Regions from separate parts of the Homo sapiens genome. Here region 2 is linked to region 1. The links are chromatin loops, found by intact Hi-C in ENCODE. Cell type or tissue: Caco-2. All regions are shown on one strand. Links, peaks and the distances in the headings refer to the core of each region. The heading gives the core; the rest is flanking DNA. Region 1 has its middle 150 kb from the start of BCAS1-AS1. Region 2 has its middle 110 kb from the start of ZNF217.

The links. Peaks named below come from ENCODE experiments on the same cell type or tissue, not always from the same donor. Only the 100,000 strongest peaks of a DNase experiment are listed, where the experiment ranks them.
Region 2: it touches region 1 in a loop (4-fold over the local background); 9 of 110 quality-filtered maps call a loop at or near these places.

Annotation. Positions count from the first base shown.
Region 1 is chr20:53,755,472-53,770,705 of GRCh38, reverse strand. No RefSeq gene overlaps it. Among named protein-coding and RNA genes, the nearest start is that of BCAS1-AS1, 150 kb to the left of the region's middle. RefSeq lists enhancers at 1,969-2,565, 2,888-3,057, 7,259-7,925. In Caco-2, for the core only: a CTCF peak has its summit at 6,440; DNase peaks (open chromatin) are centred at 3,375 and 6,695; H3K4me3 peaks cover 603 bases.
Region 2 is chr20:53,699,360-53,714,593 of GRCh38, reverse strand. No RefSeq gene overlaps it. Among named protein-coding and RNA genes, the nearest start is that of ZNF217, 110 kb to the right of the region's middle. RefSeq lists enhancers at 577-1,478, 1,479-2,379, 2,380-3,281, 6,542-6,591. In Caco-2, for the core only: no CTCF peak of the experiment used is centred there; DNase peaks (open chromatin) are centred at 3,159 and 6,143.

The DNA.
Region 1 (15,234 bases), core at 2,328-10,327:
GTTGAGGCATGAGAATCACTTGAACCCAGGAGACAGAGGTTGCAGTGAGCTGAGATCCCGCCACTGCACTCCAGCCTGGCAACAGAGCAAGATTCTGTCTCAAAAAAAAAAAAAAAAAAAAAAAAAAAAGAGCCAGGCAAAGCTCTGGGGGCAGAACTGTAGAGGCCCAGGGAAAAGCAAGGGCAAAAAACCCTGAGGCCAGACCAAGTTGCAGTGAACAGAGGCAGATGCACGTGCGCTACCATGCCCAGCTAATTTTTGTATTTTTAGTAGAGATGGGGTTTTACCATGTTAAGAAAATAAAATATCCAGTTCTCCCCAGTCATTCCCAGGGTGATTAAGGTGGGGAAGGGTCAGAGTGAGCTGGCAATTTTGATGTTTGAAAGTTCTGGCTGGGCACAGTGGCTCAAACCTGTAAACCCAGCACTTTGGGAGGCCAAGGCGGGCAGACCACTTGAGCCGAAGAGTTTGAGACCAGCCTGACCAACATGGTGAAACCTCATCTCTATTTTAAAAAATACAGCCGGACACGATGGCTCACACCTGTAATCCCATCACTTTGAGAGGCCCAGGCGGGTGGATCACTTGAGGTCAGGAGTTTGAGACCAGACTGGCCAACATGGTGAAACCTTGTCTCTATTAAAAACAGAAAAATTAGCCGGGCATGGTGGTGCACGCCTGTAATCCCGGCTACTTGGGAGGCTGAGGCAGGAGAATTGCTTGAACCTGGGGGATGGAAGTTGCAGCAAGCCGAGATTGCACCACTGCACTTCAGCCTGAGCAACAGAGAAAGACTCTGTCTCAAAAGAATATGTGTGTGTGTGTGTGTATATATATATATATGTGTGTGTGTATATATGTGTGTGTGTATATATATATGTGTGTATATATATGTGTGTGTGTATATATATGTATATATGTGTGTGTGTGTGTGTGTGTGTGTGTGTGTGTGTGTGTATCTCTCTAGAATCCTGGTTTGGTGGCACACATCTGTAGTCCCAACTACTCAGGAGGTTGAGGTGGGAGGATGGCTTGAGACTGGGAGGTTGAGGCTGCAGTGAGCCGAGACTGCAGCACTGCACTCTAGCGTGGGCAGCAGAGTGAGACCCTGTCTCAAAAGAAAGTTCTGGATGAAGAAAACCAAGATTTAACAAGGGCAAAAGAGCAATAAAAATGATTCCAATTTTTGGAAGCTTACAAGAACCATCGTTGTACCAAAATTATCCTATATGAGATATTAGAAAACCAAAAAACTAGTTCAAATAAGAAAAAAATTCTGTAAAATATAGAAATCTACTTAGGAGTCTGATGCGGGCATATGCAGTTGATTGTCAGCCCTGTCTACCACGGAGGAGCCACATTAAACAAGGCATTAACTGTAGTCCACGTCAAGCTACTTCCAAGTGGCTGTTTAAAGATTTTTAAACATAGGGGATATTGTTTATGAAATGTAATCTGATCACCCAAGCAAAAATGACACAAATTCCACAGCAACTGCAGAGATTAAAGAAGTGTTTTAAGGACAAACTCCACATGAATCCCTTATCTAGCACCCGTCTTGTAAATTTACTCACCAAATAAGAGCTTTCAGGAGAGACGCTAAGGGATAAAGACAATTCACTCTTCAGAGAAAGACTTTCAGTGGACTTTGAAATTCCACTTTCAAATTGAGGCATAAACACCACTAAACCTGTGGGATTAAAAGACATAGTAAGGCATTATTATGTTTTTTACAGAGCCTAAAAATAATATTAATGTAATAATAACAGCAGCTGTATAATGAAAAGAGGCTCCGATAAAATTACAAAAAAATACAAATTTAAAAAAAAATAATAACAGCAGCGGACATTTCCTGAGCTAAGTGTTTTCTACTTATTAACTCTAATTGTCAAAGGGATTTATCATCTTCCTTTTGTAGATGAGGGCAATGGGGTCTCCCAGGGGGGTGTGTGGCTTGCCCCAAAATGCACAGCTATTGAACAATGTCCAGGCTCTGACAGGGGCAGGTCAGTGCTAAGTCAGTCTCCAAACTATGTTCCTTGTCGCATCTTGAGTAAGTTAATTCAGTGCCTCCCGGCATGGGGGAGAGAACAATGTAGAGATCACTTTCAGAGACTAATAATAACAACTAGCCTTAATTGAGCACCTGCTGTGTGCTCCATTCCAAGGCTAAGTGCTTTCACTCAGATCATCTCATCTGATTTTCATGATAAGCCTAGGAGTAGGTACTTCTATTATTTTCACTCGACAGCTGAGGGACCTAGGGCTCAGGTAGGTTCAGTAACTTAGCTAAGGTTACACATCCACGAAGGGCCAAAACCAGATATGAAACCCTGTAGTCAGATCTACCTGTCTACATGTTTAGCCAATACACTACAGTGAGGCAAATGGAAAAGAAATCACAAGTAGACGGGGTAGGTTAGAAGTTTGGATGCAACTCAGACATAGTCTCATTGCATCCCATGTATATTTCTCTTCACAGCAAATTGAAAATGGTGATTAACTGCAACCAAATTAAAATTTATATAATGAGTTGAACTCTTTCAGGAGTTTTCTCTGTTTTTCTGTTGATACCTCTCTATATTTTAAGGCAATGTCACTTTGCTTTGCTTACAAATATATTGAATATGTCAAGATTACTATTTTGTTATTACCTTTGTGAATTTCCTTGTCTATTTTGCTGGCTTGTTCTTCCAGATGAAATTTATTATTTGATTAATGTTGCCAAAAATGGTAAGAAAAATATCAATTATAGTAATAAAATGTTTTGTGGGGAAAGCATGGTAATTAAATGATTAGTTGTGAAAGTATTTCTTTGGTGTGTGCTTCCATTTGATTAGATTGTAAGACTTTTATCTGCCTTGGTGTCTCATTCCCGGTGTCTGTCACAGAGTTTGCACATAGCCAATGCTCCACTGGTATCTTTTAACAGGTTTGGGGGACTTGGGGCTTGTTTTGGTTTTGGTTTTGGTTTTGGTTTGAGTAAATGAAGCAATCATTGGAAAGGTGTAGGGGAAGTGCAAAGAGCCATAGGACCAGGGAATCCGAAATCATGGTTCCAAACTAGAAAGCAAGCACTTTCACTTTTTTCTTTCAAAATTTCTTTCTTCCAGAAACTTAATCCTAGCACAATTTTGATCACTAGGCCAAAATCATTCTACATGTCTGTCTTAGTCCCTTTGGGCTACCGTAACAAAATACCATAGACTGGGTAGCTTAGAGCAACAGACATTGATTTCTCCCAGTTCTAGAAGCTGGAAGTCAGAGAACAGAATGTCAGCATCTGGTATCCTGATCTCTGACTCCCACTGACCTCTGGGTACTACCATCAGGCTCTGGTGACAGCCGGCTTCCAGGCTGCAGACTGCCAACGTGGCAGAAAGGGAAAGTTCCCTGGGATTGCCTTTATAAGGGCACTAATCCCACGCATGAGGGCTCCACTCTCATGACCTCACCACCTCCCAAAGATCCCCACCTTCAAATACCAACACATTAGGGATTAAGATTTCAACAGATGAATTTGGAGGGAAAACAAACATTCAGTCCATCGCTATGTCCGCCATCAAAGAAAGAAACTCGGAAACACTCAAATGGTTACTTCCCACACACTCAGCTTCCAACCTTCAGCACCATTGGGTTTATTTTATTTTATTTATTTATTTATTCATTTATTTTTTTGAGATGGAGTCTCACACTCTCGCCTGGGCTGGAGTGCAATGGCGCAATCTCGGCTGACTGCAACCTCCACCTCCCGGGTTCAAGCAACTCTCCTGCCTCAGCCTCCTGAGTAGCTGGGATTACAGGTGCCCACCACCACGCCCGGCTAATTTGTTGTATTTTTAGTAGAGACGAGGTTTCACTATGTTGGCCAGGCTGGTCTCGAACTCCTGACCTCGTGATCTGCCCGCCTCAGCCTCCCAAAGTGCTGGGATTACAGGCATGAGCCACCTCGCCCAGCATCATTGGGTTTACTTAGGATAAAAATATAATTGTTAACTTCTCAAGGAGTTACACCTTGGGGGGTGCCGTTCCATTTATTAGTACCTTGGATGTTAATCTTGTTGGTTGGCACGAGGGGGGATCTTATGGTGCATCGGGGTCACACTTAGATTCTTACCGACCTAGCTTCCCTCTCTGCTCCTTGTGTCACTCAAGCATCTTAAGTCAGACTAAAAGTGACCGTGTAGAATAACAAAAGGCTACAGATTTGAAGAGCACAGTCTGCAGTAATCTTACTTGGCCATGGTAGATGATACGGCCCGCTGGTTAAGTCTTGGAGGCAGACTTAAGACAAGAAGCTCAAGGCTGAGTAACTGGGAAGTTCATGCCTCCTCCATCCACCATGCTGGAGAAATAAATGTAGACAGAAGCAAATCCAAATGAACGTCCTTCTCTTGGTAGGACTGCAGTCTTCGATTTTCAAGTCTAATACGCCCAGCTTCAAAATCTGGGTCTGCCACGGGACAAACTTCGGCAGCTTCCTTTACTTCTCTAAGCCTTGTGTGTATGGGAATAACATAATAGGGCCTCTTTCAGAATTCTGGAGTCAACCGGGCATGGTGGCTCACACCTGTAATCCCAGCACTTTGGGAGGCCAAGACGGGCAGATCACTTGAGATCAGAGTTCGAGACCAGCCTGGCCAACATGGTGAAACCTGTCTCTGCTAAAAATACAAAAATTAGCTGGGTATGGTGGTGAGAACCTGTAATCCCAGCTGCTCGGGAGGCTGATGCAGGAGAATCACTTGAGCTGGGAAGTGGAGGGTGCAGTTAGCCAAGATTGCACCACTGCACTCCAGCCTGGGCAACAGAATGAGACCCTGTCTCTCAAGAAAAAAAAAAAAAAAAGCCAGGCATGCTGGTTCATGCCTGTAATTCCAGCACTTTGGGAGGCTGAGGTGGGAGGATCATCTGAAGTCAGGAGTTTGAGACCAGCCTGGCCAACATGGTGAGACCCTGTCTCTACTAAAAAAAAAAAAAAAAAAAAAATACAAAAATTAACTGGGTGTGGTGGTGGGCGCCTGTAATCTCAGCTACTCGGGAGGCCGAGGCAAGGAATTGCTTGAACCCAGGAGGCGGAGGTTGTAGTGAGCTGACATCCCACCACTGCATTCCAGCCTGGGCGACTGAGCGAGACTCGGTCTCAAAAAAAAAAAAAAAAAGTTGGAGTCAAGTTTAAATAAGATAAAGATTATAAAGCCCTGGCCGGGTGCAGTGGCTCAAGCCTGTAATCCCAGCACTTTGGGAAGCCGAGGCAGGCAGATCACCTGAGGTCAGGAGTTTGAGACCAGCTTGGCCAACGTGGTGAAACCTCATCTCTACTAAAAATACAAAAATTAGCCAGGCATGGTGGTGGGTGCCTGTAATCCCAGCTACTTGGGAGGCTGAGGCAGGAGAATTGCTTGAACCCAGGAGGTGGAGGTTGCAGTGAACCGAGATCGTGCCATTGCACTCTAGCCTGGGTGACAAGAGCGAAAACTCTGTCTCAAAAAAAAAAAGTCCGGGCGCGGTGGCTCACGCCTGTAATCCCAGCACTTTGGGAGGCCGAGGCGGGCGGATCACGAGGTCAAGAGATTGAGACCATCCTGGCTAACACAGTGAAACCCCGTATAAAAAATTAGCTGGGCGTGGTGGAGGGCGCCTGTAGTCCCAGCTACTCGGGAGGCTGAGGCAGGAGAACAGCATGAACCCGAGAGGCAGAGCTCGCAGTGAGCCGAGATCCCGCTACTGCACTCCAGCCTGGACGACAGAGCAAGACTCCGTCTCAAAAAAAAAAAAAAAAAAATTATAAAGCATTTAGTGCAATGGCTAAAAAAAAAAGTGCTTGATAAATTGATTGCTACTATTAGTGTTATGATTATTAGTGACACAGAATATAGCCAGCTATTTATTTATAGAAAGAGGTCCCAAACTTTATGTAACACAGAAATCTTCACTTTCCTTTTGTGTCTTTTTCTTCCCTCAAAGAAAAAAAACAAATTTTTAGCCAAAACAAAAATGATGGAACAGCTCAGAGTTGGTACAATACAATTTACTTCTTAGGTTCTCATGTTTATACTGGGGAGATACTAGTGTATTTATCAATGCCTTAAGCAAAGAGAAGTGCAGCATAGACTAAGTGGCACCCTCATTTTCATTTTATATCTCTTTCTTCAGCCCACCCTCCTAATGATCGCGTGTATATTTTAGGTACATCTCTTCTGTATAAATCCTCCCACCCCCACTTTTTGTAAGCATGAAGATTAAGTGGACAAAGACAAATTCAATTAAGCTGTAAGCTTTGGTGACCAGCAGCTATTTTTCTTGAGAAACTGAATCCAAACATCTCAGGGGTGGGGACGAGCTTGCAATGCGCTTCTGAATGCAAAGGAGGCAGGACTTGAGCATAAATCACGCGACAAACTGAGCCCTCCTCTATTAATCTTTTCTTCAGAAAAAGACACTGTTTTAAGGGGAAATTAAAGGCAATCAATAAGCAGGCTCGCCTGCACGGCTTCTGAGCTCAAGATGCAAATATCATTCCAAATTCTGGATTCCAAAGAGACCCCTCCATTGATATGTTAATCGTCTCCTCGTGTTTCTATGACCTCAGATCCTGGCAGGGCATGAAGCCATACTTACAGGAAACAAAAGGAAAGCACGTTGTAGAACAAACATTTGCTAAGTGGACTTTGACTGTAAACCCCAACTTGTCATGTGCTAAAGGATGGAATTCTCCACGAGCCAGGGGCTGATGCCCTGAATGTTTAATATGTTTACATGTTTAAAGAGCTGCCATGACGTATTCTTTATCTGGTATCACCTGACATCTCGGCTTCATATTCATGGTGCACAAGACAGCAAAGGTTTTGGTGCTGTCATCCCAAATAAAGACAACTTTTGGCAATTGGAAATAAAATTCAGTTGCCTACAAATCAAAGATGACTGCAACCAAATGTTGATTACCTGTTTATAAATTCACCAAGTCAACAGCAAATTCAGAGACTACTTATTTGGCACCGATTGTAGGCAAGATATTGGGCTAGGGCACTGCGGATACACAGATGAACATGTTTGACAAGAAGGTTATGTTTTTAGGGGCAGGTAGGCAATATACAATCTAAAAAATAACAATAAATTGGGTTTGGGTGAGTGCTATGAAGAATAAAACCAGATCGTGAAAAAGAGAATAACTAGGGGTGGAGAGGGGGTAGAGGAGGTCCTTCCTGAAAAAATCATGTAGGTACAGAAATTCAAGGAGGTCAGGCAGTAACAGGTAGTCTGCAGAGGTGACATTCCAGACACAGGGACAGTAAGTGCCAAGGTCTTGAGGTAGACAAGGGCTTGTGTTTGAGAATCAGAAAGCAGCCAATGTAGCTAACCTGTGGTGGATGAGATTGTGGCTTACCCTCAAGAAAGAGCCAGCTCCTACAGCATCATGAAGGTAGCAATACTTTATGAGAATCAAGTTCAATATTCAAAAAAAAATAGCCAGGCACAGTGGCTCATGCCTGTAATCCCAGCACTTTGGGAGGCCAAGGCGGGAGGATCATTTGAGGTCAGGAGTTCAAGACCAGCCTGGCCATCATGGTGAAACCCTGTCTCTACTAAAATTAGCTGGGCGTGGTGACACACTCCTGTAGTCCCAACTACTCGGTAGGCTGAGGCAAGAGAATCACTTGAACCCTGGAGGAGGAGGTTGCAATGAGCCGAGATCGCGCCACTGCACTCCAGCCAGGGCAGACAGAGTGAGACTCTGTCTCAAAAATAAATAAATAAATAAATAAACAAATAAAGTTTTCCCATCAGTAAAGATGCATATCTCTTCTCCAATCCTGAACACTCTAAAAGAATCTCAAAGGTTGACCAAGCATATATTTTTGAAGAGTTTGAGGCAGGGCATGGTGGCTCACCCCTGTAATCTCAGCACTTTGGGAGGCCAAGACGGGAGACTCACTTGAGATCAGGAATTAGAGGCCAGCCAGAGCAAGATCCCGTCTCTTCAAAAAATTCTTTAAAATTAGCCACGCATGGGGCAGGGTGCGGTGTCTCACACCTGTAATCCCAGCACTTTGGGAGGCCAAAGCGGGCAGATCACAAGGTCAGGAGATCAAGACCATCCTGGCCAACATGATGAAACCCCCTCTCTACTAAAATACAAAAAATTAGCGTGCCTGGACTACATGCCTGTAGTCCTTGCTACTCGGAAGGCTGAGGCAGGGGAATTGCTTGAACCCAGGAGGCGGAGGTTGCGGTGAGCCGAGATCACGCCACTGCACTCTAGCCTGGCAACAGAGCAAGACTCCGTCTCAAAAAAATAAAATAAAATTAGACACGCTTGGTGGTGCATGTAGTCCCGGCTACTCAGGAGGCTGAGGAGGGGGGATCACTTGAGGCCAGGAGTTCGAGACTGCAGGGAGTTATGATTGCACCACTGCACTCCACCCTGGACAACAGAGTGAGACCCTGTCAGGGAAAAAAAAAAAAAAAGGACAAAGGTGGGCACTAACATTTGACCCATTTTCCCATTCAGGCACATGTCTATAAACCAGAGATTCTCACCCAGGGGTGAGTTTGCCTTGAGAGAAACACTGGGCAAAGGTCAAAGGCATGTTTTTCTGTCGCCTCCTGGAACATGGGGTACGTGTTACTAGTATGTAATGAGCAGAGGCCAGAGAAGCTGTTTAACATCCTACAGTGCACAGGATGGCCCCTCAACAAAGGATGGCCTCTCCCAGAATTTGAATATAATAGAAACCCTGCCATAGAGCAAAAGCTCCTTGTAAGGAGAAGGTTCTCGGCCGGGTGCGGTGGCTCACGCCTGTAATCCCAGCACTTTGGGAGGCCGAGGTAGGCAGATCACAAAGTCAGGAGTTCGAGACCAGCCTGGCCAATATGGTGAAACCCTGTCTCTACTAAAAATACAAAAATTAGCTGGGCGTGGTGGATCCCAGCTACTCCAGAGGCTGAGGCAGGAGAATTGCTTGAACCCGGGAGGCGGAGGTTGCAGTGAGCCAAGATCGCGCTACTACACTCTAGCCTGGGCAACAGAGCAAGACTGCATCTCAAAAACAAAAAAGAAGCAACTTCTCTGTAAGGGCACAGTGTGATGTCTTCCTTCTCTGCCACACTATGGGCCTAGTGATATTCATCCTACTGCCTTCTGAGGCCACCCAATGATGTGCCATAGTATAGTAGCACTGGGGTCACAGACTAAGGGCTGGGAAGGATATGATGGGAACAGAAGCAAATAGAAGTGTTAACTGAGGCTTTACTCACACCAGGCCCTGAACTAACTTCTTTACATCAATGTAATCATTATCCTCAAGACAGCCCTGCAAAGTAGGTACTTTTTTTTTTTTTTTTTTTTTTTTTTGAGACAGTCTCACTCTGTCATCCAGGCTGGAGTGCAGTGGCATGATCTCAGCTCACTGCAAACTTCTGACTCCCAGGTTCAAGTGATTCTCTGCCTCAGCCTCCTGAGTAGGATTACAGGCGCCTGCTACTATGCCCAGCTAATTTTTGTATTTTTAGTAGAGACGGGGTTTCACCATCTTGGCCAGGCTAGTCTTGAACTCCTGACCTCAGATGATCCACCCGCCTCGACCTCCCAAAGTACTGGGATTACAGCCGTGAGCCACCATGCCCAGCCAGTAGGTACTGTTTTTATGCACATTTTACAGATGAGGAAGTTGAGGCTCAGGGACATTAATATCACACTTCAAGGAATTAGGAATTTGGGGATTCTAACCCAGGGTGCCTGAACTCTTCATTTCTCCTCTTCATTAATATTCTGTGAAAAGCTCTGAGTGTTTGCCTTTAAAAAGCAATCAAGGCCCGGCACAGTGGCTCACGCCTGTAATCCTAGCACTTTGGGAGGACGAGGCAGGTGGATCACAAGGTCAGGAGTTCAAAACCAGCCTGGCCAAGATGGTGAAACCCCGTCTCTACTAAAAATACAAAAATTAGCTGGGCACAGTGGCAGGAGCCTGTAATCCCAGCTACTCGGGAGGCTGAGGCAGGAGAATTGCTTGAACCCAGGCGGCAGAGGTTGCAGTGAGCCAAGATCACGCCACTGCACTCCAGCCTGGGCAACAGAGTGAGACTCCACCTAAAAAAAAAAAAAAAAAAAAAGCAATCAAATGGGCTTCCCTTGCCCCTAACAGTGAGCAATTGGAGTCCAATATGCCTTAACTATCAGGTTTGCCAATGTGCTACGATTGTTCTGCTCAGACTATGAAGCGAATGTATCAATTCCAAGTGGTGCCATTGCATTCATTTTTGTTGCAAAATATTTGACTGGGCTATGAATATTTTCCCTCAACTCGACCCTTTTATTTACCTGCCAAATCCATGGTTCCTCCAAGAGTCTCCTCTGTGGAGGCAAATACAAATGACAGTGAAATCTCGATTCACTGGAAACAGGTTATACAAAGCCTACCTTCTTCTCTTTCTTATTTTTGGCCTTGTGCCCCATTTTTAGAAATAATGTAAATCACAAGAAAATAACCTAATATTTAAAATTTATTTTTAAACCACAACCAAAGAAACTCCACTTTGGGGAAGTCTTGAGGTTCACATAAGTGCAGCTCAAACTGCTGCAAGTTCACGGAACTCAACCTGCGTCATTGGACCCAGAGCTGTTGCTCTGGTCAGACCACCAATCATTACAGAGATACTCAATTATGTTTGGACACTTACTAAGGAAGCAAAGATTCTGAAATGCTTAAAGGCTTTCAAATGACACGGAATGATGTTCAAGATTTCTACATATTCTTGGCCGGGCACGGTGGCTCACTCCTGTAATCCTAGCACTTTGGGAGGCTGAGGAGGGCAGATTGCCTGAGTTCAGGAGTTCGAGACCACCCTGGGCAACATGGTGAGACCCTGTCTCTACTAAAAAAAAAAAAAAAAAAAAAAACTGTGACTCTGCTGAAATACAACAACAACAAAAAATGGCCAGTTGGCCGGGAGCGGTGGCTCATGCCTGTAATCCCAGCATTTTGGGAGGCCGAGGCGGGTGGATCACGAGGTAGGAGATCGAGACCATCCTGGCTAACACGGTGAAACCCCGTTTCTATTAAAAATACAAAAAATTAGCCGGGCGAGGTGGCGAGCGCCTGTAGTCCCAGCTACTCGGGAGGCTGAGGCAGGAGAAAGGCGTGAACCCCGGGGGGCGGAACCTGCCGTGAGCCGAGATCGCGCCACTGCCCTCCAGCCTGTGCGACAGCGAGACTCCGTCTCAAAAAAAAAAAAAAAAAAAAAACCGGCCAGTTGCAGTGGCTCACGCCTGTAATCCCAGCACTTTGGGAGGCCGAGACGGGTGAATTACAAAGTCAAGAGATCAAGGCCATCCTGGCCAACATGGTGAAACCTCGTCTCTACTAAAAACACAAAAAAATTAGCCGGGCGTGGTGGCGGGCGACTGCAGTCCCAGCTACTCGGGAGGCTGAGGCAGGAGAATGGCGTGACCCCGGGAGGCGGAGCTTGCAGTGAGCCGAGATTGCACCATTGCGCTCCAGCCTGGGCGACAGAATGAGACTCCATCTCAAAAAACAAAACAAAACAAAACAAACGATTTCTACATATTCTTGAGCTCTATGACAAATGCCAGCCACTTCAAGCCCCCTGCAAAACCCTGAGCAGATGGTGAGGAATTTTCTTTTTTGAATGGAATTTGAATTGAAGTCATATTGGATATCCCTCCTACGTTTCTGACCCTCGGTCTCCATGGCACAGCTTGCCCTGGTCACGCAGTCTTCTCTCTGTCCCTGAAATGTGCCAGGCTCTTCCCTGCCTGGGGTTCCTGCATTTGCTGTTCTCTCTGTGGAAAGGGCCATTTCCCAGATTGCTGGTCGCTTCTCATCCTTAGGGTCTCTGCTCAGGCAGCCCCAATAAAGTGGTCCCTACCAGTCCAGCAGTCCCGATCCACATCACTACCCACCTTTTGTTCCTTTGTGGAATCTGTCAGTTCTCTGCATTGTCTCGTCCACCTTTTATGGGAGATCGGTAAAGAGCATGCACAGAAGTGCTGTGTGGTTACCAGGGGGACTCTCAAATCCGAATGGCTGACCTTCATATTCACCGGGCACTTCACCAGCTGTGGGACTTTTAAAATATACTTAACCTGGCCAGGCATGGTGGCTCATGCCTGTAATCCCAGTACTTCTGGAGGCCGAGGCAGGCAGATCACTTGAGGTCAGGAGTTCAAGACCAGCCTGGCCAAGATGGTGAAACCCCATCTCTACTAAAAATACAAAAATTAGCCAGGAATGGTGGCAGGCACCTGTAATCCCAGCTACTCAGGAGGTTGAGGCAGGAGAATCACTTGAACCTTGGAGGCGGAGGTTGCAGTGAGCTGAGGTCACACCACTGTACTCCAGCCTGAGTGACAGAGTGAGACTTCGTCTAAAAAAAAAAGTATATATATATATGCTCTTAACCTTTTGGTTTCCTAGTTCCCTCATTTGCAAAATAGGAAAGCATAAAATGAATTAATATATTAACTGCTGAGGACACCACCCAGCATGTAATAAGTACTACATAAGAGTTGCCATGTATTAATAAATACTATTATTTTGTTAACTGTAATTAAATAAATACATCAACTATTCTATTCTATCCTGCATTGGTTTACAAATCAGTTAATTTTTCTACGTATTAGTATTTGATGAGCTCCCCTACTAGAAAGGGATTGCCCTGAGACAGGCACTGTGGAGCACAGTTCCTGGCATGCAGTAGGTGCCCAATCATGTTTTGTTGAAGGAAGGAAGGAATTAAAATGCTGCCCTTCCTTTCATCAAGGATGATCATAATACTCCCAGTAGAGCCTGGGGGAACTGAAATAGAAAGGTTCTATGGAATCTCAGTAGAAAATCCTCAAGATGGTATTTTAGCAGGTCATCTTGAAAGGTCGGAGAGAGTCTGGTGCCTCAGTCAGGAGGTGGCTCCCGGTCTCTATGCGCTGACGGAGATGAACGCACAGCAAGTGGCAGCGTGTCTGTGCAGCTGGCAGATCGTCTTCTAGGCATGCGCACTCGCTGAATGAACGATCCAGCATTCTCCCGGGGAGCCAGCCGCACTGCCTGCTCCCTGGACAATCAGAATGTAATAACCTGAATCCTTTCATTGCTGAGCCTGGGTTTATTTAAGTTTGAAACGCACTTTGAAAACAAACTTAAGGCCGGGCGCGGTGGCTCACACCTGTGATCCCAGCACTTTGGGAAGCCGAGGCGGGCAGATGACCTGAGGTCAGGAGTTTGAGACCAGCCTGGCCAACGTGGTAAAACCCCGTCTCTACTAAAAATAGAAAAATTAGCTGAGCGTGCTGATGCATGCCTGTAATCCCAGCTACTCAGGAGGCCAAGGCAGGAGAATTGCTTGAACCTGGGAGGTGGAGGTTGCAGTAAGCCAAGATTGCGCCACTGCACTCTAGCCTGGGCGACAGAGCAAGACTCTGTCAAAAAAAAAAGAAGTTAAAGATAATCTTATTTTTTTAATATTTTATTTTATTTTATTTTATTTTTTGAGACAGTCTCGCTCTGTTGCCCACGCTGGAGTGCAATGGTGCCATCTCAGCTCACTGCAATCTCTGCCTCCCAGGTTCAAGCAATTCTCCATCTCAGCCTCCTGAATTGCTGGAATTATAGGTGCCCGCCACCATGCCTGGCTAATTTTTTTTGTATTTTTAGTACAGACGGGGTTTCACCATGTTGGCCAGGCTGGTCTTGAACTCCTGACCTTGTGATCTGCCCACCTCGGCCTCCCAAAGTGCTAGGATTACAGGCGTGAGCCACCATGCCCGGCTGATAATCACATTTTTTTAAAAAAAACAAAACCATTAGGTGGAGAGCAATACACAAAGGATAGTGAAGCTGGAAGGGAGGAGTTTGGGTCCTTGATAACTTCCTTAAAATGCCCCAATAGCCCTGCAAGCTAAGACTACATATTACAAGGAAAAAATAAATAAAATCCTATTTAATAACCCACCATTTGGTAGTTTTTGCTACAGGCAGCCAAGGCAATCTAACCCGCAGGGAGGCACCCAGGAGTATGTGCTACATAGAGGGGCGTGGGTGTTCTACCTCAGCAAAGCTGAAAGTGACCTTTGCTAATCCAGCCAGCTCTCCAGGACTCAGGGGGAAAACTCATTCACCATATAGAAAGGTATATACTGGAGATGCATCACCTAAGCATTTAACTCACCAAATAAGCAGCGGGGGAGAGAAATCCTTTTATTGACTGTCATCAACTTTCCACATTCAAACTAGATCTTGGCCTTTGATGCACGCGGAAAAAGCAAAGCCAAGCCAAATGCTAAGACAAGCAGGAAAATTCCTCCTTGGCTTTTGGGCGTCCAAGAGCTTCAGTCCCAGTAATTTAAGCAATTAAAGATGCCAACTGATCTTCTGCCCTGGAGCTTCTTCCTAGTGACAGACACTGATGTACAAGTCTGCAACAAAACTTTACACTCATCTAGTGGTAGAAGAAAAAATACTGCATCCTCAAAGAAGGCAGGAGAAACAACACAGGCCAACAAATTACTGTGTGTCTACTGAGTATAGTTTCCTGTGGGGTTAAACTTAGGAATTTAAGAGAATCTGAAAATGACAATATTGCCTTTAGGTTTATATACCATTTAATAATAATAATCAATTAACTAAGCTAGCTGGCATTTTTTGAGCACTTATTATTTGCCATTAATGGTGCCACACATTTCACATGGATCTTTCTTATGTAAGCCTCACAAGCCCACGAAGGAGAAACTGTTATTATCCCATTTTACAGATGAGAAAGCTAATGCAGAGCATAGCTAAGAAATGTGTCCAGGCCAGGAATGGTGGCTCACGCCTGTAATCTCAACACTTTGGGAGGCAAAGACGGGCAGATCCCTTGAGCCCAGTTTGAGACCAGCCTGGGCAACATGGTAAAACCCTGTCTCTACAAAAAAATATAAAAATTATTCGGGTGTGGTGGCATATGCCTGTGGTCCCAGCTGCTTGGGAGGCTAAGGTGGGAGGATGATTTGAGCACAGGAGGTTGAGGCTGTAGTGAGCCATGATTGTGCCACTGCACTCCAGCCTGGGTGACAGAGCAAGACCCTGGTCTCAAAAAAAGAAATGTGGCTGAGTGCAGTGGCTCACGCCTGTAATTCCAGCACTTTGGGAGGCCGAGGTGGGTGGATGTCTTGAGGTCAGGAGTTCGAGACCAGCCTGGCCAACATGGAGAAACCTCATCTCTACTAAAAATACAAAA
Region 2 (15,234 bases), core at 2,470-10,469, 56 kb after region 1:
TTGGCCAAGGAAGTTTTTGCCAGCACCAGGTGGGATCAGGGTAATGGGAGGAGGAAACCAATAGGAAATAGATTTTGAAGGAAGAACAGGCAGCCTGGGCAGCTGGGAGGTCTGCAGAGTGGGAAGCAAAGATGGCTTCAGGCGACCCCTAGAGAAACTGGCCTCTAAGCTGCTCTGCCTAAGGCAAGAAAGAAATTCAGAGGCCAGGCGATGTGGCTCAGGTGATCCACCCGCCTCGGACTTTGGGAGGCCGAGGCGGGTGGATCACCTCAAGTCAGAAGTTCAAGACCAGCCGGGCCAACATGGTGAAACCCCGTCTCTACTAAAATACAAAAATTAGCTGGGTGTGGAGACGCGTGCCCGTAATCCGTGCTACTCAGGAGGCTGAGGCAGGAGAATCGCTTGAACCGGGGAGGCGATGGTTGCAGATTGCGCCACTACACTCCAATCTGGGCGACAGAGACTGTCCCAGAAAAAAAAAAGAAAGAAAATAAGGAAATTCAGATCTCTGGAGATAGAGACCAGGGAAGAGAGTTAAGAGGGAAAAACGTGAAGGAGGGAAGTGGAGCCAGCGCCTCTGGGACACCTGTGGAAGAAGAGAAGGAGGGCGAGGAGAAGAGCACAGCGGACAAGAGGAGCTTGTGCGGAAGAAAGGCCGAGGGCGGGTGTGGGAGTTGAGGGGTCTGTGGTGCAATCCCCTCCCCCAGCTCCGCTGCTCAGCTTTCGTCATTCTCACCTGACCTGTCGCATTCCACAGTAGTTGGAGGTGCTGGGTCTTTAGTACAAGCCAGGTGACTGGGGACCACTCCGCACAAGGCAGAGGGGAGGGGCGTTTCAGGGGTCCCAGTGTCTCCCCGACCCCTGGGAGTTTTCTCCACCTCTGCCAGGCACACTTGGTACTATGGGAAGCACCAGGACCCACCTTGGGCTGGGGTTGAAAGGAAGAATTTGATGGTTCTGCGCAGGAGCCCTTGTCCACCCACAGCCCTGGTCCACCTGGTGCGGGGGATTCCTCTTTATCCCATTTGGGGAAGGTTATAGCAAGCAAGGGCAATGGTCCCCTGTCATGGTCATCATTGTCCCCTGCTGCCGATGGCAGGATCAGGTGCAGAGGGGTGCTCAGTGTTTGTTGAGTGCATGAATGAAGTCCAGCAAACACAACTAGACCCGAGGGACTCACTGGGGTTGACAGGCAGGCTCCCTGGGAGGGGAAGGGGCTGCAGGAAGGAGGGGACCTGGGTTTGGGGAAGAATTGGTGCAGAATCCTGCCCCAGGCATGGTGGTGGCTACTCCGGAGGCTGAGGCAGGAGAATTGCTTGAACCCCTGAGGCGGAGGTTGCAGCGAGCCGAGACTGCGCCATTGCACTCCAGCCTGAGCAACAAGAGCGAAACTCCATCTCAAAAATAAATAAATAAATAAAATAAAAATCAAAATCCTGGCCCAGGATCTGGTCCCTAAGCTAAAGTCCCATCGTGGGTGCCGGCTAGTGAGAGAAAGGGAGCATTCGCAGCCTGGCTCACCCCAGCCCCCAGAAAGGCAGAGTCTCTCAAGCACGTGCACATTTGGAGCTGGGTAATTCTTTGTGGGGATTGCTTTGTGCGTTGTCTATTGTGCAGCATCTCAGCACCTTCACCCGCTAGATGACCCATGGTGATCCTCCCCACATTGGGAAAACCAACATGTCTCCAGACACTGCCAAACCAGGCCTCCACGCCTGGCTAATTTTTGTATTTTAGTAGAGACGGGGTTTCAGCATGTTGACCAGCCTTGGAATCGGCCACTGCTTTACGGTAACCTGCCCTCTTCTTTCCTCACCTCCGCGTCACAGACGCCTGGTTTCCAGCAACTCTGGTGGATTTTGCAATCACCAATCTGAGGACATCAGAGGAAAACTGAGACACCACAGGACACCTGAGTTCTCCCGCAAAACCCCTTTCCAGAGTGAGTTCAGTGGAATTCAAGCTGATGGATGTTACATCCACGCTCAAGATACTTTGTCAGTTTGTTGTGGTTGTTAGTGATTCAGCTGCTTTGTTTTAAAAATGAAGACACCAGGGCTCACAGGAGTTAAGTGACCTGCCCAAGTTCACGCAGCTCGCTGCCAAGCAAGCAGACCATTCATTTCTTACCTGCACGAACTAGTGGGAATGCTGCCAAATGATACAATTTTGAGTTGGCGAAGGGCATTCATGTTGGCGCTTTTAACCTCAAAGTGCCTGAAGGGTTAAGTAAAGTACCCTGGGGCCCGCTTTCCATTTCCAGCCTGCTCCCGGGGCTTTCTGTTTTGCTAAATGCCTGAAGGAGGCAGCTTGGCCAGCTGCAGCCTGTTTGGACATAACACTCAGTTGAGGGTCATTGTGATGCTCCTGAAAACAGGGAGAGAGGGAGGGAGGGAAGGAAGGAAGGAAGGGAGGGAAGGAAGGAGGGAGGGAAGTAGGGAGGGAAGAAGGAAGGAAGGGAAGGAGGGAGGAAAACTTCAAGTTCTTCAAACGCATGTATCAGGAATGAAGCAGGCGGGCTGTGGAACCAGTGGACGCCATGAGGCAATGTTTTTACATAAAACAATGAGGAGCAAGTGAGTGAAACTGGTTTGTTTTAAAACATGGTTGTCGTGTGTCATGCACTGTCCTCTCCGAGCCTTACTCACCTCTGTTGGCACGTGTGAGCCAGAGCTCACCCTGAACCTTAGGGATCAGGGTCATGTGTCAGACCAAGCCCCGGGAAGGGCAAGGCCAGAATCAGCATTCACCACCTGGATTGTTCCAGAATCCCAAACAACTCGAGGATGTGGCTCGCCACACTGGCTGCAGACGCCCTCACACTGGTGTTTGTCAGCAGACTCTGGTAAAGGGCTGCTTATGAGTTCCTTCCCAGACCTAGAGACATGTTTCTGCACTAGGCTGTGTGTGTCCCCAGCAGTGGTTCAGGTTGAGTGGGTAGCAGACAAGCAGAGGTAAGGCAACCAGATGCTGCACAGTCATTAAATATGTTTTTGTTGAGCACCTACTGTATACCAGGCACTGTTTTAGTCACTGGAATACAGCTACAGCTAAGTTCCTGCCCTTCCTCCTTGATCTGACAGAGTAGTCCATGGAGACAGTTAATAAACAAATCAATATTTATAATTTGCTCTGTTGCCCAGGCTGGAATGTAGTGACACAATCAGAGGTCACTGCAGCCTCGACCTCCTGGGCTCAGGGCTCAGGTAGTCCTCCCACCTCAGCCTCCCAAGTAGCTGGGACCACAGGCACACACTGCTACACCAGGCTAATATTTTCTGTTATTTAGATGGGGTCTACCCCGTTGCAATCCGTTACCATAAGATGCTGGTAATTCTCATGAGAAAACTGAAGCTGAATCAAGGGCTAGAGAATAACAGAGGGGGGCCATTTTAGGTAAGGGAAACAGGGAAGCCCTCTTGGAAAAGGGTGGGTTGGGGTTTTCTGGATTTTTCTTTTCTTTTTTTTTTTGGAGACAGGATTTCATTCTGTCACCCAGGCTGGATTATAGTGGCATAATCATAGCTCACTGCAGCCTCGACCTCCTGAGCTCAAGCAATCCTCCTCTCACCTCAGTCCTCCCGAGTAGCTGGGACTATATGCATGCATCACCATGCCCGGCTCATTTTATGTATTTTATTTATTTTTGTTTTTTTGAGAAGAAGTCGCACTCTGTCATACAGGCTGGAGTGCAGTGGCACAATCTCGGCTCACTGCAGCCTCCACCTCCAGGGTTCGAGCAATTCTCCTGCCTCAGCCTGCTGAGTATCTGAGATTACAGGCGCATGCCACCACACCTGGCTAATTTTTGTATTTTTAGTAGAGATGGGGTTTCACCATGTTGGCCAGGCTGATCTCGAACTCCTGACCTTGGGTGATCCACCCACCTCGGCCTCCCAAAGTGCTGGGATTACAGGCGTGAGCCACCGTGCCTGGCCTGGCTAATTTTTTATTTTTTGTAGAAACAGGGTCTCGCTATGTTGGTCAGGTTGGTCTCGAACTCCTGGACTCAAGGAATCCTAAGGAGGGAGATTGGAGGCTGTTCTGGAACACATACCATCAATGTCTTAGGTAAGAATGGAGTCCAAGGCCGGGTGCAGTGGCTCGCGCCTGTAATCCCAGCACTTTGGGAGGCCGAGGCAGGCGGATCACAAGGTCAGGAGATCGAGACCATCCTGGCTAACACGGTGAAACCCCATCTCTGCTAAAAATATAAAAAGTTAGCCGGGCGTGGTGGCAGGCGCCTGTAGTCCCAGCTACTCAGGAGATTGAGGCAGGAGAATGGCATGAACCCGGGAGGCAGAGGTTGCAGTGAGCCGAGATCACGCCACTGCACTCCAGCCTGGGCGACAGGGCGAGACTCCATCTCAAAAAAAAAAAAAGAATGGAGTCCAAGACTGTCAAACACACTTTTGAAAAAGGAGGTGGCTCAAACAGATATTGGTACACCAGGACTCACCACAGCATTATTCACAATAGTGAAAATGTGGAAATAACTCAAATGTACATCATCAGATGAACAGATTAACACAATGTAATATATACATGCAATGGAATATTATTCCACCTTAAAAAATAGAATTCTGGGCTGGGTGTGGTGGCACGCCTATAATCCCATCACTTTGGGAGGCCAAGAAGGATCACTCGCGCTCAGGAGTTCAAGACCAGCCTGGGCAACACAGGGAGATCCCCTTCTACAAAAATAATAGGAAATATTAGCCAGATGTAGCAGTGTGCATCTGTGGTCCCAGCTACTTGGGAGGCTGAGGTGGGAGGATTGCCTGAGCCCTGAGCTCGGGAGGTCGAGGCTGCAGTGATCTGTGATTGTGTCACTGCACTCCAGCCTGGGCAACAGAGTGAGAGCCGGTCTCAAAAAAAAAAAAAAAAAGGGGAATACTGATATATGCCTCAACATGGATGAATTTTGAGGACATTATGCTAAGTGCATGAGGCGAGACACAAAAGGACAAATATGAATATTGTATGGTTCCACTTATATGAGATACCTAGAATAGTGAAATGTATAGAGACGGAAAGTAGAGTGGAGGTTGCCAGGAGGTGGGAAAGGGGCGGATGGGAGTTAGTGTGTTTTTTTTGTTTTGTTTTGTTTTTCTTGAGACAGAGTCTTGCTCTGTCAGCCAGGCTGGAGTGCAGTGGCGCGATCTCAGCTCACTGCAACCTCCGCCTACTGGGTCCAAGCAATTCTCCTGCCTCAGCCTCCCAAGTAGCTGGGACTATAGGTGCACGCCACCACGCCTGGCTAATTTGTGTATTTTTTGTAGAGACGGGGTTTCACCACATTGGCCAGGCTGGTCTCAAACTCCTGACCTTGTGATCCATCCACCTCGGCCTCCCAAAGTGCTGGGATTACAGGCCTGAGCCACCATGCCTGGCCGGGGAGTTAGTGTTTAACAGGGATGGCATTTCAGTTTGGAATAATGAAAAAGTTCTGGAGATGGATGGTGGTGGTGGGTGCACAATGAGGTGAATGTACTTACTGTCACTGAACCATGCCTTGAAAAATGGTTACAATGAGGCCATGCATGGTAGCTCATGCCTGTAATCCCAACATTTTGGGAGGCTGAGGTGGGAGGATTGCTTGAGCCCAGGAGTTTGAGAGATCAGCCTGAGCAACATAGCAAGACCCCATCTCTACAAAAAAAAAAAAAAAATAGAAAAATTAGCTGGGCATGGTGGTACATGCCTGTAGTGCCAGCTACTCTGGAGGCTAGGATGGGAGGATGGCTTGAGCCTGGGGAGGTCAAAGCTGCAGTGAGCTGTCACTATGCCACTGCACTTTAGCCTGGGCAACAAAGTGAAACCCTGTTAAAAAAAAGAAAGAAAAGAAGACAGGGGAGGGGAGGGGAGGGGAGGGGAGGGGAGGATGGTCAGACTGGTAGATTTTTGTCTCGTATATTTTACCACAATTTTTAAAAACACACTTAACTGAAAAAAAAGAGGTAGTTGGTGGAGGGAGGAAGGCAGGGACAGGAACTACATTTGTTGAGTGAAAATGACCCTGGACCAGTCAGCCTGTTAAGCCTTCCATGCGTATTATCTCATTTAATCTTTACAACGTCTTTAGGCTTTAGATGTGAGCCTAGTTTACAGCTGAGCAAACCAATGCTCACAGCGATTCAGTGCCACAACAAAGCTGTGATTCCGTTCCACATTCCTCTCTCTGCCCACACTATTAACCTGCTGCCTTTAACCCACACATCACCCCCTTGTCATTTGCTTGAGCCATCTGCAAAAACCACTCTCTCCCATGCTACTTTCAACAGAGTTGGCTGCCACGGTAGAGACCTTAAAAGGGGCTGAATTGCATAGGATGAATTCATAAAAAATATGAGCTCATTTGAATCTTGAAATCTCAATGGTATCATTTTCATTTTGAAAATAAGTCATGTCACTTGTTCCACACACAAATTCAGGTACTTTTCTGGACACTGGAGAGTGTTAAAGAGATAAAGAAGCCAGCTACTTGATGAAGAGCCTGATCTAATAGGATAATCAGATAAAGAAATCAAAAGCACCAACTCTGTGTCACAAGCATTTGCTCAGGATGCAGAGGAAGCTCAGAGGATCCCAGAGAAGGGGTTTGCAGTTACTCCTAAGAAACCAGAACGCTCTTCCTCCCTAGAAAATGTTAGTCACCCTAGAACTTAAACTGAGTTAAGCAGAACTCTAACTTGCAGTTTCTGACACACTTTCACTTCCCCACCCACCTTCCTTCCCACTGGTCAGTTTCCTGGGAAACATTCGCATTTGGAGAACAAAAATACCAATAACATGTCATTAGAATGTCATCAACATGACAAGAACATTTTGTTAAAATAATTACAAGTCCTAAAGTACATGTGACAATTATTTTTAAATAAAATTCCTTTCACAGCAGGGAGTCACTAATGAGATGCTTTGTGTGTGTATATGTGTGTGTATGTGTGCAGGTGTGTATTGTGTGCCTGTGTATATGTGTATGTAAATGTGTGAATGCATGTGTACGTGTATGTGCATGTGTGTGTTTGAGCCTGTGTGCATGTGTATGTGTGCGCTTGTATATATGTGTGTGCTTGTGTGTATGTGTTTGTGTGTGTGTGTGCTTGTATATATGTGTGTGCTTGTGTTTGTGTGTGTATGTGTGCGCATGTGTGTGTGAGCTTGTGTGTGTGCGTACACATGTATTTAATACAAAAAAGCATTTGATTTCTCAGGATGTTTATGCCCTGGGTCAGAACAGTGATTGAGGTTTAATATTAACTTTGGCACAATTTAGGTAAATTCTGTTACTTGGAAAGAATTAGCAAGGCCTCTGGGGTTTTGTGATGGAGACAAGATATCATGGTTGTAACAAAACCTCATTTTTGTTAACTTTGTCCAAGAAAGAATAGGATGCTGCTGTTTCAAGAGATTTCGGTTCTGGGTCTCAAGTCAAAGGAAGGTTTGAGAATGTGGTGCATCAGAACTCTTTGTACTGGCTCTGGAAAGCTGATTTTGCACATGTCTTTTCAACTCTATCCTCACAGACTGCAGTCTAAAATTAGACATGGTGGGAATATTTACACCGTGGAAACTGACAAACACAACCAAGACTCCTCTGCCTCCACCCACTAGAACCAGTTAACCAGAGTGCCACTGGTCTAGGAGTTATAAACAGTTACTTTATACAGTTGTTCATGGGTATACAGCTTACCCATGAGATCCTGAAATAGACTGTTTCTGCTCATGTGAACTGCACCTCTGTGGTTAGAAAGGATGTTACTGTAATTTATGATACAAGATGGAGCCCTTTTCTCTTGTTTAAAAATGCACTGAAAGGATGTTGCAGGCCCCAAATGTGGGTTATCATAGCTTGCTTAGAAAGGGGAATTTGTAAAAGGGGCAATCTCTAGTTCTGGCAAGAAACTCTATCTGGGCTCCCACTAAGGGATTAAGTATCACGCAAGTACATTCTTGCAGCAGACCGATTCAGCTGGGAGGAAAGTCTCGCCACAACCGAGGGGTTTAGAGGAAAATAACAAATTGCTTCTCAGAACTGGTAGAGAGGATCTTTCAATTCAAGAACATACAGACAGCAAAATGCACAGAATGTAGAGACAGGGTGGGTTTTTTATTTTTATTTTTCAGGGAATTGTGCTCACCACATGTTCTGGTTCCATGGACAGAGAACACATTTTATCCCATCTGTAAGTAGAATATTTAAGATTCCTGAAATATTTTGAGTTTCCAAAAGAATTTTATCCTCAATTGATGATGCCTTGGTGCCTGAGTTACAATCTTAGAAAAGTCATACATGTGGTGAAATCAAATGTTGCATATAGTTAAGAACTTACCTGCTTGTAAGGTGAAGTCGCATGAGGAAAATTGACTTACTCATTGTGACCAAGAATTTGAAAATTCAAGCAAACACAGCCTTGAGGAAAGAGATGTATGAATGCAGCTTGCCTAATATTGGTCTAGCCTACAATTATGTGCAGTTATTCATGTGTATCCTTGGACATTACAATAAAAATACACCCAGAAAAGGAACTTATTTTGGCTTCAGTGTCAAGCATGATTTAAAAATACGAAAGTTTGGCCAGGCATGGTGGCTCACGCTTATAATCCAAGCACTTTGGGAGGCCAAGGTGGGTGGATCACTTGAGGTCAGGAGTTCAAGACCAGCCTGGCCAACATGGTGAAACCCTGTCTCTACTAAAAATACAAAAATTAGCTGGGTGTGGTGGCGGGCGCCTGTAATCCCAGCTACTCGGGTGGCTGAGGCAGGAGAATCGCTTGAACCCAGAAGGAGGAGGTTGCAGTGAGCTGGGATCATGACACTACACTCCAACCTGGGCAACAGAGCGAGACTTTGTCTCAAAATAATAATAAGAAGAAAATCAAAGGCCGGGCGCAGTGGCTCACGCCTGTAATTCCAGCACTTTGGGAGGCCGAGGCGGGTGAATCACCTGTGGTCGGGAGTTCGAGACCAGCCTGACCAACATGGAGAAACCCTGTCTCTACTAAAAATACAAAAAATTAGCCAAGTATGGTGGCGCATGCCTGTAATCCCAGTTACTCCGGAGGCTGAGGCAGGAGAAATGCTTGAACCTGGGAGGCGGAGGTTGCGGTGAGCTGAGATTGCACCACTGCACACCAGCCTGGGCAACAAGAGTGAAACTCCGTCTCAAAAATAAATAAATTAATTAAATAAAATAAAAATACAAAAAGTTATAGAGAAATTTTATTTTATCAGGACTTCTAAAGGGAAGACTTGCCTTCAAAGAAAACTCCAAACTATATTTTCCTAAGTCTCTCTCTCTGAATATTAACTAGCAGAATTACAGATGGAAGGCTTGGTAGGAGAGGGGAAAAATATAATTGGTGCACATATCTATTCTAAGCCAGAATGTGAGGTTTGTTATGGTTTCTTTTTATTTGCTTCCTTCTTCTCCTTTTTGGAATTCTGGCAGTGCCTCAAAAAGTTAAGCATAGCATTATCATATGATCCAACAATCCCACTCCTAGGTAAAAAAAAAAAAAAAAATTGAAAACAGGAAAGCAAACAGATATTTGTGCAGCCATGTTCATAGCAACACTACACGCAATACCTAAAATATGGAAGCAACCCAAATTCCATCAAGGGATGAACGGATAAACAAGATGTTGTACGTCCATGCAGTGGAATAGTATCCAGTTTTTGTTTTGTTTTTGTTTTTGTTTGACACGGAGTCTCGCTCTGTTGCCAGGCTGGAGTACAGCAGGGCAATCTCGGCTCACTGCATCCTCCGACTCCCTGGTTCAAGCCATTCTCCTGCCTCAGCCTCCCGAGTAGCTGGGATTACAGGCACACGCCACCACGCCCGGCTGATTTTTGTATTTTTAGTAGAGACGGGGTTTCACCATGTTGGCCAGGATGGTCTCCGTCTCCTGACCTCGTGATCTGTCCTCCTCGGCCTCCCAAAGTGCTGGGATTACAGGCATGAGCCACCGCGCCTGGCCATATCCAGTTTTTAAAAGAAATGAACAGGCCAGGCGGGGTGGCTCACACCTGTAATCCCAGCACTTTGGGAGGCAGAGGCAGGCGGATCACAAGCTCAGGAGATCGAGACCATCCTGGCCAACACGGTGAAACCCTGTCTCTACTAAAAATACAAAAATTAGCCGGGTGCGGTGGCGGGCGCCTGTAGTCCCAGCTACTCCAGAGGCTGAGGCAGGAGAATGGCGTGAACCCGGGAGGCGGAGCTTGCAGTGAGCCAAGATTGGGCCACTGCACTCCAGCCTGGGCGACAGAGCGAGACTCCGTCTCAAAAAAAAATAATAATAAAATAAAATAAGAAAGAAAAGAAATGAACAGGCTGGATGCAGGGGCTTATGCCTGTAATCCCAGCACTTTGGGAGGCTGAGGCAGGAGGATCACATGAGACCAGAAGTTTAAGATCAGCCTCAGCAACATAACAAGACTTCATCTCTACAAAAAATAAAATAAAACAAATAAAATGAAATAAAAAACACCCCGGGCGCTATAGCTTACAGCTGTAATCCCATCATTTTGGGAGGCCAACGCGGGCGGGTCACTTGAAGTCAGGAGTTGGAGACCAGCCTGGCCAACATGGTAGACCCCCGTCTCTACTAAAAATACAAAAATTAGCTGGATGTGGTGGCACGCACCTGTCGTACCAGCTACTCAGGATGCTGAGGCCGGAGAATTGCTTGAACCCGGGAGGCGGAAGTTGCAGTGAGCCGAGATTGTGCCACTGCACTCCAGCCTGGGCGACAGAGCAAGACTCCATCTCAAAAAAATAAATAGGCCAGCTCACGCCTGTAATCCCAGCACTTTGGGAGGCCGAGGCAGGTGGATCACTAGAGGTCAGGAGTTCAACACCGGCCTGACCAACATGGTGAAACCCCATCTCTACTAAAAATACAAAAAAAATTAGCTGGGCCTGGTGGCACCCGCCTATAATCCCAGCTACTTGGGAGGCTGAGGCAGGAGAATGGCTTGAACCTGGGAGGTGGAGGTTGCAGTGAGCCAAGATTGTGCCATTGCACTCCAGCCTGGGTGACAAAAGCAAAAGACTCCGTCTCAATAAATAAATAAATAAATAATAAAAAATTTAAAAAGTAAACTTCTGATATGTGCTACAACATTAAGGCTTAAGATCATGCTTAGTGGGCCGGGCGCAGTGACTCATGCCTGTAATCCCAGCACTTTGGGAGGCCGAGGCAGGCGGATCATCTGAGGTCAGGAGTTCGAGACCAGCCTGGCTAACATGATGAAACCCTGTTTCTACTAAAAATACAAAAAATTAGCCGGGCGTGTTGGCATGTGCCTGCAATCCCAGCTACTTGGGAGGCTAAGGCAGGAGAGTTGCTTGAACCCGGGAGGCAAAGGTTGCAGTGAACCAAGATCACACAACTGCACTCTAGCCTGGTCGACAGAGAGAGACTCTGGCTCAATAATAATAATAATAATAATAATAATAATAATAATAATAATAGCCTGGTTTGATGCTGTACACCTGAGTTCTCAGTTACTCAGGAGGGTGAGGCGGGCAGATCACTTGAGCTTGGGAGACGGAGGCTGCAGTGAACCATGACTGTACCATTGCACTGCACCCTGGGCGACGGAGCAACACCCCGTCTCAAATAAATAAATACATAAGAAACTACAAAAATGTATGGAGTCTTGCTCTGTCGCCCAGACTAGAGTGCAGTGGTACGATTTCAGCTCACTGCAGCCACCATTTTCTGGGTTCAAATGATTCTCCTGCCTCAGCCTCTCGAGTAACTGGGGCTACAGGCATGCGCCACCACGCCTGGCTAATATTTGTATTTTTAGTAGAGATGGGGTTTCACCATGTTGCCTGGCTGGTCTCAAACTCCTAGCATCAAGTGATCCGCCAGCCTCAGCCTCCCAAATGCTGGGATACAAGCATGAGCCACCACACCCGCCCCCTCACCCCCCCACTATTTATAAACACTGAATCTGCCCTATTTTATTTAAGAACACAGGTAATACCCTAAAGGTTGACATATTTCATCTTGTTTCCACTCGCCATGGTTCTGCAATGTCTGCTATTCTATTCGAAGACTTGCTGGGGTTTTTTTGTTTTGTTTTGTTTTGTTTTGTTTGAGACGGAGACTTGCTGTGTCGCCCAGACTGGAGCGCAGTGGCGCGATCTCGGCTCACTGCAAGCTCCGCCTCCCAGGTTCACGCCATTCTCCTGCCTCGGCCTCCTGAGTAGCTGGGACTTACAGGCGCCCGCCACCACGCCCGGCTAATTTTTTTGTATTATTTTAGTAGAGACGGGGTTTCACCGTGTTAGCCAGGATGGTTTCGATCTCCTGACCTCGTGGTGGTCCGTCCGCCTCGGCCTGCCAAAGTGCTGGGTTACAGGCGTGAGCCACCGCGCCCGGCCTTTTTTTTTTTTTTTTTCTTTAGACGGAGTTTCGCTCTTGTCCCCAGGCTGGAGTGCAGTGGTGTGATCTCGGCTCACTGCAACCTCCGCCTCCTGGGTTCAAGCGACTCTCCTGCTTCACCCTCCCGAGTAGCTGGGATTATAGGTTCATGCCACCACGCCTGGCTAATTTTTTTGTATTTTTAGTAGAGACGGGGTTTCGCCATGTTGGGCAGGCTAGTCTCAAACTCCTGACAGCAGGTGATCCGCCCACCTCGGCCTGCCAAAGTGCTGGGTTACAGGCGTGAGCCACTGTGCCCGGCCGCAGGCCTGTTTTAAGGATCAGACAAGTCAGTACCTGAGCAGCATAAAGCCATGAGTAGCTTTTTCAGTAAAACATTGTCTTTATAGCTCCATTTTTTACTTACTTTAGAGTGATTTAAATGAAAATAATATATTATTGCTTATAATATAATATGAGGAAAACTCCTGGCAATGGGAAGGAATGAACTGTGGACGCATGCCGCAATTTGGATGGACCTCAAGGGCATATTGAAGAGAAAAAAGCCACCCGGCTGGGCGCAGTGGCTCATGCCTATAATCCCAACACTTTGGGAGGCGGACGTGGGCGGATCGCTTTGAGCTCAGGAGTTGAAGACCAGCCATGGGCAACACGACAAGACCCCGTCTCTACAAAAAATACAAAAAAATTAGTGGTGACTTGAGCCTGTGGTCCTAGCTACTCGGGAGGCTGAGGTGGTGGGAGGATCGCTTGAGCCCTGGAAGCAAAGGTTGCGGTGAGCCAAGAGCATGCCACTGTACCCCAGCCTGGGTGACAGAGCCAGACCCTGTCTTAAAAGTAAACAAATAAAAAGTAAAAAGCCAATCTCAAAAGGTCATACACTGTAGGCTTCCATTTATATAACATTCTCAAAAATGACAAAAAATTATAAAGACAAAGAATAGGTAAGTGGCTGCCAGGGGTTGCGATGGTGAAGAGGAGAGAGAGTGTGGCTAACTAGAAGTGGATAAGTTGGGGAAGATCTCTGTGGTAATGGCACAGCTCTGTATCTTGATTGTGGTGGTGGTTACATGAATCTACACATGTGACAAAATGATATAGAACTCTACACGCACTCATTGTAGGACTGCCAATTTCCTGGTGTTGGCACCGTACTACCGTTTATAAGATGTAACCACTGGGGGAAACTAGATGGAGGATACATGAGACTTCTCTGCAGTCTTTACAACTTCCTGTGAAACTATAGTGATTACAAAATAAAACGTTGAAAGAAATCAATAATAGGGCTGGGCGTGGTGGCTCACGCCTGTAATCCCAGCACTTTGGGAGGCCAAGGCGGGTGGATCACAAGCTCAGGAGATCGAGACCATCCTGACTAACATGGTGAAACCCCGTCTCTACTAAAAGTACAAAAAATTAGCCAGGTGTGGTGGCGGGCGCCTGTAGTCTCAGCTACTCAGGAGGCTGAGGCAGGAGAATGGCGTGAACCCGGGAGGCAGAGCTTGCAGTGAGCAGAAATCGCGCCACTGCACTCCAGCCTGGACAACAGAGCGAGACTCCATCACAAAAAAGAAAGAAAGAAAGAAATCAATAATATGTATGCAATAAAACACTTCAGCTGAGGACAGTGGCTCGTGCCTGTATTCCCAGCACTTTGGGAGGCCGAGGCAGGAGGATCGCTTGAGCCTAGGAGTTTAAGACCAACCTGGCCAATATGGCAAAACCCTGTCTCTACTAAAAATACAAAAATTAGCCAGGCATGGTGGTGCACGCCTGTAGTCCCAACTACTTGGGAAACTGAGGCACAAGACTTGCTTGAACTCGGGAGGCAGTGGTTGCAGTGAGCCGAGATTGCGCCACTGCACTCCAGCCTGGGTGACAGAGCAAGACTCTGTCTCAAAAAAAAAAAAAAAAAAGAGTGGCTTTTAAATGATTAGATTTTCAGTATTTGACTTTGAACTTCCCAACAGCCAAGCCATAAAGAGAAGCCATCTGGAAAGAAACAGAGCAACTCTTTATTGTATTTTTCAGATGTTAATGTCTAAAAGATACTTCCTGGGAGGTTTTGAAACTGAGGTCCTAATGAGGAAATATTCTGAAAAGTAGTTTTTCCATGTGCAGAATTGCTTTTTATGGCCAGTTCTTGCAATTCTGCATCAAAGTCTAAGGAAGGGGAACTAAAATTTATCAGACACTTACTGGATGTCAGGGGCTTTACACATATTATAGCCTTTAATTATCCCCATTTAATACATTAAAAAACTGAGCCTTCAGGAGGTCATTTATTACCCAGAAATAAATGGGAAGTCAGGTGCCAGCTCAGCTCCAACGCCCAGGGTTTTTCCTCTCCTCTCTTCTCTCCTACACCTGACTACAGTGGCTGTTATCAGGACCTCTGTCTTGGGCTGCCATCTACAATTTGAGAACTTTGGTTCTCCTAAACTTGAGTACACATAAAAATCCCCTGGGAGAAATACACATTCTTGGGCCACATCCCAGTAAATTTTTTGTCAGTCTGAAGCAGGATGAGGTATCCTCATTTGCAATTGGTGCTTCAGGTATGTGGATGTCCTTCTTTCTTACTCTGCATTTGGGCATCACTGGATCATTCTATCATCAGAATGTTCTGGAATTTCCAAGCATTAAGGACAACCTGGTAAGGTGGCCAACCATTCCAGTTTGCTCAGAACTGAGGGTTTTCCCAGAACATGAGAATTTTAGTGCTAAAACCAGGAAAGTCCCAGACCAACTGGAACCACGTGGTCACCCTATTAGTTCAGGAGGTTAACTGACAGTCCCAGATTGTTCCTTTATGTGTGGAAATGCTCCCTG